2 separate regions of the Homo sapiens genome follow, and region 2 is linked to region 1. The links are chromatin loops, found by intact Hi-C in ENCODE. Cell type or tissue: Calu3. All regions are shown on one strand. Links, peaks and the distances in the headings refer to the core of each region. The heading gives the core; the rest is flanking DNA. Region 1 has its middle 15 kb from the start of LINC02159. Region 2 overlaps ATP10B (ATPase phospholipid transporting 10B (putative)).

Region 1 (5,384 bases), core at 95-5,094:
GTTCTATTTCCCTGCGCTAGTCTTCATTTGCAGATTTTAGGAAATGCTTTTTTTGAAAGAATAAATTTTGAATTAGAAGCCAACTCAGAGCCCTAACAATTTTCTGGGAAGCTAGGGGCCCATAAGCAATGTTGTATTATGAAAAGAGAATTACATTAAGTTTCTGAAGACCCGGGCTTGAATCCTGGCGGTAATTACCAGGAATTCTTTTCCAACTTCTTGTGCCACGATAGAGATAATAGCAATATCAGCAGTGAACTTTTACTGAGAATTTACTAAGTCTTAAGAGTCTTCCTTGGATAATCTCATGTAGATTATCCAGTGCCTACTATCATGCCTACTATCTGTTTTTGGAAATTGAAAATGTGAGATTTAAAAGTTCCAAGGTCACCAGGTGGTAAGTGATAGAACCCAGATTAGAATGCAAACTGGTTGATTCAGAGCACGTGCTCTCATCCACCAGGTGCAATGCCTTCTACTGGGCTATATTACCTGGCAATCCTTATGGATACATCAGTTGACATTACCAGGCATCTGCTTTTCACAGGATGTTATCTGATGAGATGAGGCCTATGAAGGTACTTGGAAACTGTGCACTTTTATTCACCATTGTCCACTTGTCTTGTTTACCAAGATTTAGGAAGAATGTTCCAAAAGGACTCCTATTTTCCTAATTTCATGGCCTTTAAAGAAAATGACAGATATTTTCATAAAGAAGAAAAAAGATGCAACTTACCAAAGGAGAACATGAAATCAACTAACTCAGAGTACACATTGTTTACAAGGCTGAAACCAAACTGTTTTAAATTCTTTAACTTTTTAGGAGAATTTGCAGCTACTGTATCCCATGCGAGGAATTAATAACATAAGCATGATAGTCAAAATGTATTTACTACTTCGTATCTGCCACTGATAGAAGCATTTCTCTTATATGCAAGAGGCAATTTATCACAGTGACTAAGGGGTTGGATCATGGCTTACAGTGGCTGGCACTGCCAGTTGCTAGCTGTGTGACCTTGGGCAATTTTCCCAACCACTCTGTTTCAGTTTCCCCGTCTACAAACGGGGGTGATAATAAACTCATCCCCTAGGGTTATTGTCAGAGTTATACAAATCGATAGGTATGACGAGCTTAAATAGTGATAGGTCCATAATGAACTTCAAAAGTTTGCTGCTGCTGCTACTTTTCCCTCAACTCTTTTATGAGATAGGGACTATCATCCCCATCTTGTATAAGTGTAAGGAACTAATGAATAATAGGCAGGCCACATGGCCAGAATCAGGATTAGAACTTTGAACTCTTATAATCCACAGCCTTCCCTCTTCATTGTCATATTTTAGTAAACTTTCAAGGAAACATAAACTCCACTGGGAATTTAGTTTGACAGGAGTTTATACTCAAGATCCAATCTACTTTCTAGGTAATTATCGGTGTCCTGTCATCTTTAGCCTGGTAAGTGAAGTGTCTTGTTGCAAATGACTTAAGTTGTGTCTCTAGGATTTCACCAGATTGACCAGAACTTTCTCCTCTCTTCAGGATTCTCTCTGTGGGCAGGCAACCACACAAGCCTTGAGGTAATAAGTTTGCTTATTAAAAGCAATCAGTGGAGCTACTGTTCCCCAAGACAGAGCTCTGGACCTGGCCATTTTGAGGGCCTCTTTCAGCTCTGTGATAACATTTCCTTATGCTGGCTTAAATCTGTTGATATAAAATCTCTTGAATTAGAATGTTAGGATAAGTGACGAGAAGAAATTGTTTCAAGGGCTGTGCTGGGCTGGTCAAACACAATTACCATTTCTCGTGTCCTTAAGCCATGATAGCCAGTTGGATATTAGAGTTATTTTACTGGATCATTCTCCAACTAGGTGGGCCCTGGCTTCTGCTGCAATCCCAGCACACGATCACTGCACCATGACCCCGATAAAGCAGTCATCCTTCTGCTGTCTGCACCAAACACGCAAGGCTCTCAGGTGCTTCCCATGTAATAACAGTAGTTAATAATTAATACCTTTTATTGAGTATTTACTATGTGTAAGTTTACTTAATTAGTTCATGTAATTCTAACACAGCAACACTCTAAAGTAGATTCCAGTATTATCCTCATTATTTTAAGGAAGAGGAAACTGAAACTTAAGGAGCACACAAAGTTGGCCCAGGGGCACCCAGCTGAAGGTGGCAACACGGAGGCCTAACCCCAACCCTGTGTGATTAAACACATGCCCTTCAACTCTGTTCAGCTGCTCCAAACTCCTATTGCCTGAATGGGGCTCACAGAGGTAGTTTGATAACACATTACAGATTATCCTTGAAAAACCTGTTCTGCTGGCAAGGGATGGGGACAAACCTGCCTCACTTGTTTTCCTGAGTCCTTGCAGCCCTGGCCTAGCTGGTGGAGCCTGTTTGTTTTTCTTTTGCCTAATCTTATTCAGACATAGTTGAGCTGCTTAACTACTCAGCCTGGCTTTCCCAGACAACCCTTTCATCAAGGGAATGTCCCAATAGGTAAACATGAGGGCAGAGTGTTGGTCTCTCCAAGGCGCCTCAGCCCCATCCTTTTGAACACCAATCCTGTTGCATTTTTCCAATTTCTCTTTCCTTTCTTGTTCTCTGTTCAGTCTGGTTTAATAGTAAGTGGGACTTGATCACAGATCTTAAAGTATAGTTTCAGTGCTATAAGATAATTTCAGTAACTGGCTTCTTGGCTTGAGGACTAGCTTGTGTATCCTGTCATTTACAAACACAGACAAAACAGTGGTCCCATTGTGGCTGTACGTCAAGAAAATCCTGTTTGTTCCTCATAAGTGGTATTTATGCAAGCTGGCTGTTATCAGGAAGGTGCGTAAAGTCAGAAAAATCTAGTTAAAGCTTGGACATCATCCTCTTTAATGTCTGTGTGATCACGAATAAATGCATTTTCCACAGTTGCATAATACTGCATTTATTTTGGTCAGCTCTGCACACATTTATGATAACACTTTCACAGCGTCCTGGGCACCGTGCTGATTCCTATATGTATACCTTTTCACTTAACCTCCAACCTCGTGAGGTAAATACTGTCATCATCGTTTACAGATTAGAAAACTAAGGTTGGTAAGGTTAAGTGCCTATTAAATGGCAGAGCTGGGATTCAAAACCAGTTATTTAGATGTCAGAATCCATTCTCCAGGCCAATGTCATGTACTGGGGGATGATTTGATGTTAAATTCTTCCTCTTCCACCACAAGATCATGCACAAGTGTTTCTCGTGTGCACAGTCTCCTTTTGAAGCTAATACTGAGGACATGTTTTCAAGCCTTGTCAAGCTGCCCTGCTCTTCCTTGCTTGCCAGCCTTCCGATCGATGGCAAGCACAGCTTCTGTCTCATGCCCTGGCCACAGCTCATTTTCTCTTCTGCTCTGTCTATTCTCCACATCACAGAAAGACACTTCATCGATGAGTGTAAACTTTTTTCTTTACTAATAATTGAAAAGTCTTCCAAACAAATACTTGTGCTTACCTCTGAAAATAAAACCATCCTATTTCCTTCCTCTGCAGGGCAGAAAAGTCAGCAGATACTATTGCATTTCAGGACCCTCAGAGAAAAAGCAGGGGCTATATGTGGGGACAGCTGAATGGGCCTTGGACCAAGGGCTTGGAGGGGCCCCATTAGGATATAAGCCCGAGAGTGCAAGGATCTTCTCCATCTTGTGTGTCACTGTCCCCAGCACCCAGAGCAGCTTCCAAGTACATAGGAGCTGCTCAAAGATATATTCACTGAATCAGTATGTCAGCTTCTAAGACAAGTGTGTGTCTATTGCAGATTTGTTTTTCAGATTGGTTTTTGTTTGGTTTGCTTAGGAGTAAAAATAAGGGAGAAGGTTAAGTACTGGGTCATTGGAATTCTTTGTAGACACATTGTCTTCTATTGACATCTCAGTATTTCTCTGCCTACTTAGTCTGGGTAGTCACAGGTGAAAATTTGGCTGGGTGGTGACCATCTGAGTGTCCTCGGACCTGCCTTTTTGCCCACATCCTCCTCCATTCTTTACTTCCTTTTCAGTGAATCATCTGAAACTATAATATTTCTATTTACTGAGCACTAACAACGTGGCAGGCCCAGTGCTAAATACCTCCATATATTACTACATTTAATCTTCATAAGATATTCACCTCTACATTTTGCACATGAAGAAAACCAGTGCTTGGAGAGGTAAAAGTGACTTGCTACAAGACACTCAACCAGCTGGTGATAAACCCAGACCTCAGTGCCAGGTCTGTGGACTCCCAATCCTGAGCCCTTTCTCTGGTCTACACAGTGAATCTACCTCTTCCCTTCAGCTGAGTTCTGCTATGAAGACTTTCATATGAGTCAGATGCTGATCCTTCTCTGACTTTTCTCAAGCCAGACACCCACCCGCATGAAAATATGTCATTTTCTAGAAGGGACATTCCTTAATGTCACCTACTGTTAAATGCCTGGGGTTGTGTTCCCCATCTCTATCAGAGGACACAAAATCCTGTAAGAGGCCTAGGCCTTTATTCTTCTTTGCCATTCCATTAAGGATGAGAAAAGAGGAACTGCTTTGTGGTCTGAAAACAACTCTAGCACTTAGAAAAGGCTGCCTGCGGGTATAAGTCATGAGGCCCAAAAGGGAAGCCATCTTTGCTCTCCTGCGAGTGAAGGTAAAGGTCATTTGGGCACACAGCAGAGGGCCAAGGGAATGTCCTGTGTTTGAGTCCTTCATGTTCAACTTTCACATCTTGTGGCACAGCCAGGTACAGCCTTCACTGATAACTATAAGACATTGTCATTTCAATGGAACTTAGGTTTGTTTAAAAGGAAGACTACTTTAATGGGACAATGAGTATTTCTTATCACAAACAGAGAGTGACTATAAAATTAAACACAGAGCAACATGTATAAACTCTAGCCAGACATTGCGGAAAGCTCTGGTTCTGAGACCTGTAAAAGGAGAGTTGAGATTAACTAGCCCTATTTATTGAGTGCAAAGTTTCAGATTGGGAAGATAGTCATTCTGGAGATAGATGGTAGTGATGGTTGCACAACATTGTGAATGTGTTTAATGCCACAAACTGTACACTTAAAAATGTTTAAACTGGTAAAAGTTATATATATTTTACCACAATAAAAAAGAATGAGGCAGTTCTTTATGTACAATTATGAAACAATCTTTAAGATATATTAAGTAAAAAAAAAAAAAACAAAGTGCTGAATAGAAAGCTGCTATTTGTGGCTTTTTAAAGGTTATATACACATGTACATTTATGGTTGTATATGCAAGGATCCCTCTGAAAGAATGACAATATTTGATCCTGTAGAGGAAGAATGACAATATTTGATCCTGTAGAGGAAGAATGACAATATTTAATCCGATAGAGGACA
Region 2 (5,384 bases), core at 236-5,235, 220 kb after region 1:
CCAAAAACAGGGAACTTCTATTATGATTTCTCAAGTTCCTTAACCACAGTTACTTCTAACTGGAGATTTTGAGGAATTTAATGCCTACGGCTGAAAAGAACCATTACAATACAAGCCCAATTTACCTCATAGGATTATTTGGGGAATAAAATGAGATAATAGAAATAAGTTTCTTTGAAATATTTTTAAATAATTTTAAATTACAAATTATTGTTTTTTGTTTATCAAATAAGTGAAGTATTTCTTAGTGTCTGTCAGTCATTGTACCTAGGAAGGAGGTGTAAAGTGATGACTGTCCTCACAAGGCAATAGGGTAGAGGGGTAAGTGCTCCCAGGAGCACTGGGGGTTAGAGTGGCAACTGACCTCATAAAGTACTGGGGTAGAGGGGTTACTGTTCCCAGGAGGCACTGAGGTAGAGTAGTGACTGCTCCCAAGAGGCCCTCGGGAGAGGGGTGACTGCTCCCGGGAGGCATTGGAATAGAATGATGACTGCTCCCAGGAGGCACTGGGGCAGAGGGGTAACTGCTCCCAGGAGGCATTAGAATAGAAGGGTGACTGCTCCCAGGAAGCACTGGGGTAGAGGGGTGACTTCCCAGGAGGCATTAGAATAAAAGGGTGACTTCTCCCAGGAGGCACTGGGGCAGAGGGGTGACTGTTCCCAGAAGGCATTGGGTAGAGGTGTGACTATTCCCAGGAGGCACTGGGATAGATGAGTAACTGCTCCCAGGAGACATTAGGGTAGGAGGGGGTGACTACTTCCAGCAGGCACTGTAGAGGGTAGAGTAGTGACTGCTCTCAGGCAGCTCTAGGGTAGAAGGGTGATTGCCTTGTAGAATCCCTCAATCCAGACTTGTACAGAGGTTCACTACCCAGAACTAAGGGCTAAAATGGGATAAGGAAGAGTACTGTGGAGCACACACATAGCCCCTCAATCATAAATTAGCTAGGCTTTTTGAGCATGGGAAGTGGGTTACAGCATGCTGGTAATGATGGTGTGTCAGTGGGAGAGAAAGATGGACACAAAATAATTTCCTTATGACTAGAATGTAAAAGAGAGGATAACAAAAGACAGGGCTGGGAAGAAAGTCTGTGTCTAGTTTATGAGGGGAAGGAGTTGTAAATTATGTTTAAGTTTTGTTCCTTATGCTGTCTGAGGGAAATTAAAATCAGAGAGGATTTTAGGCAAGGAGATGGCATGAGTCGATCTAGAGTTTGGCGAAGTATTTCTGATTTCACTGTGGAAAAGAGACTAGAGGGGGCAAAACTGGCAGCAGAGGGACAAATCACGAGGCCAAGTAAGCACAGCTAGAGATGAGAGTGGCCTGGATGGGTGTGTGGCAATGGGTCCAGAGGAGAGTGAAGCAAACAGACACACATGTAATGGCTTACAACCAACAGGACTTGATAATTGATTGGATATGAGAGGTAAAAGAGGAATCAAAGTCTTGGGCAACCGAAAGGGTAGGGTTGCCATTCCATGAGAGAGGTAATAGGGGGCAAGTGCAGATGTAGGGGTAAAGATACTGAGGCTGTTTGGAGGCAAACTGAGATTGACGTTCTCAGGAGACATCCAAGGGGCAATGTTCAATAGACAGTTGGATCTTTCTTGAAATTCCTCCCTACTTTGGGACTAGAAGTTTGAAACACGGAGACCTTTTGAGAACTCTGTTATTATTAATCTAATAAAAGAGGAAAAATAATAAAGTTGAGAGGGTTCTGCTATTTTTTGGAAGTGTGAGAATGTCCAGCCCAAAGCACCTATGAAAAAGTAACTCAGACAAAACAGAGGAATGAAAAGTTCTCCATTTCTGAAAAAAGAAGCAGCTACTTAGCAATTATGTGCTGTGAGATCACTTACCTTTCATGGAGAGTCCAGGCTGCCGTTTGGGGAAGAAATAGTCTGCCCTCTGGAAATGTCCCTTAACATGGTCATGCATCCCCCTGGACTTGACATAAGTCGAGGTGAGAATTAAACTTGAGATGAAAGTGCTAGAGATGTATATGGGTCTTAAGGATTACTTAGTCCAATTCTCCCATTTTACAGAGGAAGAAACTAGGGCCCAGGGAGAATGACTTGCCCATGGCCACACAGCTGGTTAGTGGGATATAGAAGCCAGATATCTTGGCTTGTCTTACCTTGTCCTTTAACGCTTAGATGAAATCACTTGAATCCCCAACCCAGATCCTAAGGAACATCCAGTGCCACTTCCCCCACAACTTCTAAAATTCCTCTGGGACTTATGTTTTTCCCAGTCATCCCTGGTTCTGATTTCCAGAATTTTCTGTATTTCTCATTCTCCACTCTTTCCTGTGGCTTTTCTTTAATCATTTCCCTTTGGCCTGAAACCAAAGAAGGGGACAGCCCCTTCTTCATGACTTCTAGACCCCCAGTCAAATGATGCCTTTCATAGTTGACAATTCTATTTTGTGAAGTTTCACTAACAATTTTAAAGTAACATGGAAGGACATTATATTATATTATAATATTTTACATATTTCTAAGTGAATATTGACTTTTTAAAAAATCTCTCTGCCCTTTTCTGCCAACACAGACACCAAACCTGCTACCATCTTATCTCTATTTCTCATGCTTTTGCCAGCTAATTTGCCCTCCCTTTCCCTCCCCCTTTTCCTTTTCTCCTTAATTCTTGTCCCTTTGCCTTTTACCCCAAATGCTGATTAAAAGTATATTCCTTCCCTAGGAAAACTCTGAAGGCAGCCACTATCATATCAGTTTTTCTCACTCCATTTCACAAATCTGGTGCCACATTCTCTGTGCTAAGCCAGATGCCTAGTCCATTAAGGAAGCTGCTCCAAAATTTCCCAGATCTTGCTCCATGCCTGCCCCCACCTCAGTTCTTCCGGGGTGTACTAATTGGTATGTAACTCACAGACCATGGATATGTTTGAAGTGAACTGAGCCAGTCAATGTGTACTATTGTCTTTTAATTGCTTTCAGCTTCATGAACTTTGAACAACTTTTATCACCTCTCAGCTCAGCACTGATTCATCCAGCTTCTGTGAGAGATTTATTTACTTTTAATTAGATCCAACTTAATTATTTTGTCAGTAAAACATACCAAAAGAATCTATAAAACAATTTTTAAGTGAAATCACATTTCTGCCTAGAGGGATGTTAAAAATGAAATTATGCATCTCATTTTACCTGTCTCTCACAAAGGAAATATTGCCTGCACTGTCTTTTTATTTCCCAAGATATTTTGCCTTTCATTAGGAAGATACCTGGGAGATCAGGCTTAGAATAAAGGGAAGAAAATGGGAAAAGGTAGTTCGAGTTTTCAAGGGAGAACACATAGGTGAGCATAAAAGGCAGTGTCTCTCCAGATTTGCTATTTGGCAACCCCTACATTAGAATGACCTAGGAGCTGGTGAAGAGTGCAGATTTTCCACCCCCATCCCCAGAACTTCTGATTCAGGGGGTCTGACATGGGGATGAGAAGTGAAGCTTCTCATTTGCCTATTCTTGTGCTTTCTGGATTCACGCCTGCCTCTGGCTACTCAACTCTCTAATTCACTAATTGGCTATTTCTACTTCCCCAAGACGCTTGCCTTGTCCTTCTCAGTCAACTGTGTTTTCTTACATCTCTAACAACTTCTGGTCCTTACTGTCTGCCATTCTTTCAATTTCCCATTGGTAGCCTATTCAGTACCTTTCCATGTATATATATATATCTCATCTCCCAACCATTTTATTATGTCAGGGACTCTGCATCACTGATTTTCCTCTCTGCACTTCACCTTGTACCCTGCTTTCAGTTCTGGGCTCCCTTTACAATACCAATGTGTCCAAATGTCTTTAGCACACCAGTGTGTGAAAGATCTCTTCTGTCATCAAAGAATTTACAACTTCTGCCTGATAGTAGCTATAATTCTGGTATTAATTAATCGAGAAAATATATAATTGCAAATCCTACCATAAAATTAATAATGCCTTTGAATAAAATTATAATATATTAATCTCAACAGTATCTGCGACACTTAAAAATAGTGGCTTGGCCAGGAGCAGTGGTTAAGAAGAAAATGGATTTGAAAAATATTTAAAGGGAAAAAATGGATAAAACTTAAAAATAGATTGGCTGTAGTAAATGAAAGAGAGGTCAAAGGTTACTCTTAAGTCATTAAGGTAAACAGAGATGCTATTCACGGAAATGGGTACTCCTGGAACTAAAGTGAATTTTGGAGAGAATCCAAGAGTTTTACAATGTTAAAGTTGAAATACCTAGAAAACAAGTAGAAATGGCACATAAGCAGTAGGATATTTTGATGTAAAGTTCGAGGGAGAAATCCGAGCTCCAAATACACCAAATTGGAGACTAGCTTGCAAGATAATTTGTGAGACTCTAAACTCTAATGAACTTGGCAGGTGATAAAGTGTAATGTGGCAGATGAGAAATATTTTCTTGTCTGTTAAAAAAATATTCATCTTTGGAAATCTGTTGGAGTAAAGCTCTTATGAGTTGGGGAGCTAGGAGAAAACCAATCGGGGGTTAAAAGCTTTAATTGACTCAAGGACTAGTGATGAGGGCTGAGTGTGGCATGCTGAAGATGCTTGAGTTATGGAACAGACTCTCCTTCCATCTTTCCTTTCCCACAAAGGCCCATTCTATAGGATTACATTTATCATGTATTTTAATTATCTTCTACAGAACTGCATCCTTTCATTAATTTTATTTTAGGTGGTTGCTATTTCTTTCTCACTCTCTCTTTTCCACTAGTCCCCACTTTTACCAACCAAAGACAACAATCCCCACCCCACCCCACCCTGCATACATTTCTTCTTAATGTTTCTTTCTCTCTAGAGGAAGTCAGCTTCTGGCATCCTAATTATAGGACATGTTTTGTAGCCTGTGAATAAGGCACAATCACAGCTCTTGTTCTTCCCATTGGGAAGGACAGAGCACTTTTTTGTGCTCATAAGAACTGATTCCATACAAGCAGCTATATGTAGATGCCTGTAGCTGAGTACAGTGCAAATGGGAATGCTAAAGTTCGGCCTTCCCCAAGTCTTCTAGCCTATCCAAACTCCACTGCAGAATAAGGTCTCCGCTAAGACTATTCCTTTCCCACGAAGGCCTCACTGAATTTTCCTGGGCAGGTCCACACTACAAAACTTATGGAGGGTCTTTCAAATGGCAATTTCTGTTTTCTGGCATATTTGTCTGCAACTAGATATCTTTTTTGAATCTAAAATGTCATCAATTTAATAATACTTTGTGAGTGTAAGTAAATAAACACTAACATAGCAATTGTGTGAAACAATCTAGTTTCAAAAATTTATTAAAATGTGGAAAAAGGACATTTTGTATTCTAATAAATATAGCTTTTACTGAAATGGATTAGGAAGAAATGACAAGTTCTACAG

Evidence for each region. A loop is a pair of places that touch in the nucleus more often than their neighbours do. Peaks named below come from ENCODE experiments on the same cell type or tissue, not always from the same donor. Only the 100,000 strongest peaks of a DNase experiment are listed, where the experiment ranks them.
Region 2: a loop joins it to region 1, with 3 times the contacts of the local background. A loop is called at or near these places in 2 of 110 quality-filtered maps.

The regions. Positions count from the first base shown.
Region 1 is chr5:160,921,094-160,926,477 of GRCh38, reverse strand. It overlaps a transcript of ATP10B not described here. Among named protein-coding and RNA genes, the nearest start is that of LINC02159, 15 kb to the left of the region's middle. In Calu3, for the core only: no CTCF peak of the experiment used is centred there; a DNase peak (open chromatin) is centred at 2,347.
Region 2 is chr5:160,696,999-160,702,382 of GRCh38, reverse strand. All of the region lies in intron 3 of ATP10B (ATPase phospholipid transporting 10B (putative)), which reads left to right. Among named protein-coding and RNA genes, the nearest start is that of ATP10B, 150 kb to the left of the region's middle. In Calu3, for the core only: no CTCF peak of the experiment used is centred there; a DNase peak (open chromatin) is centred at 2,852.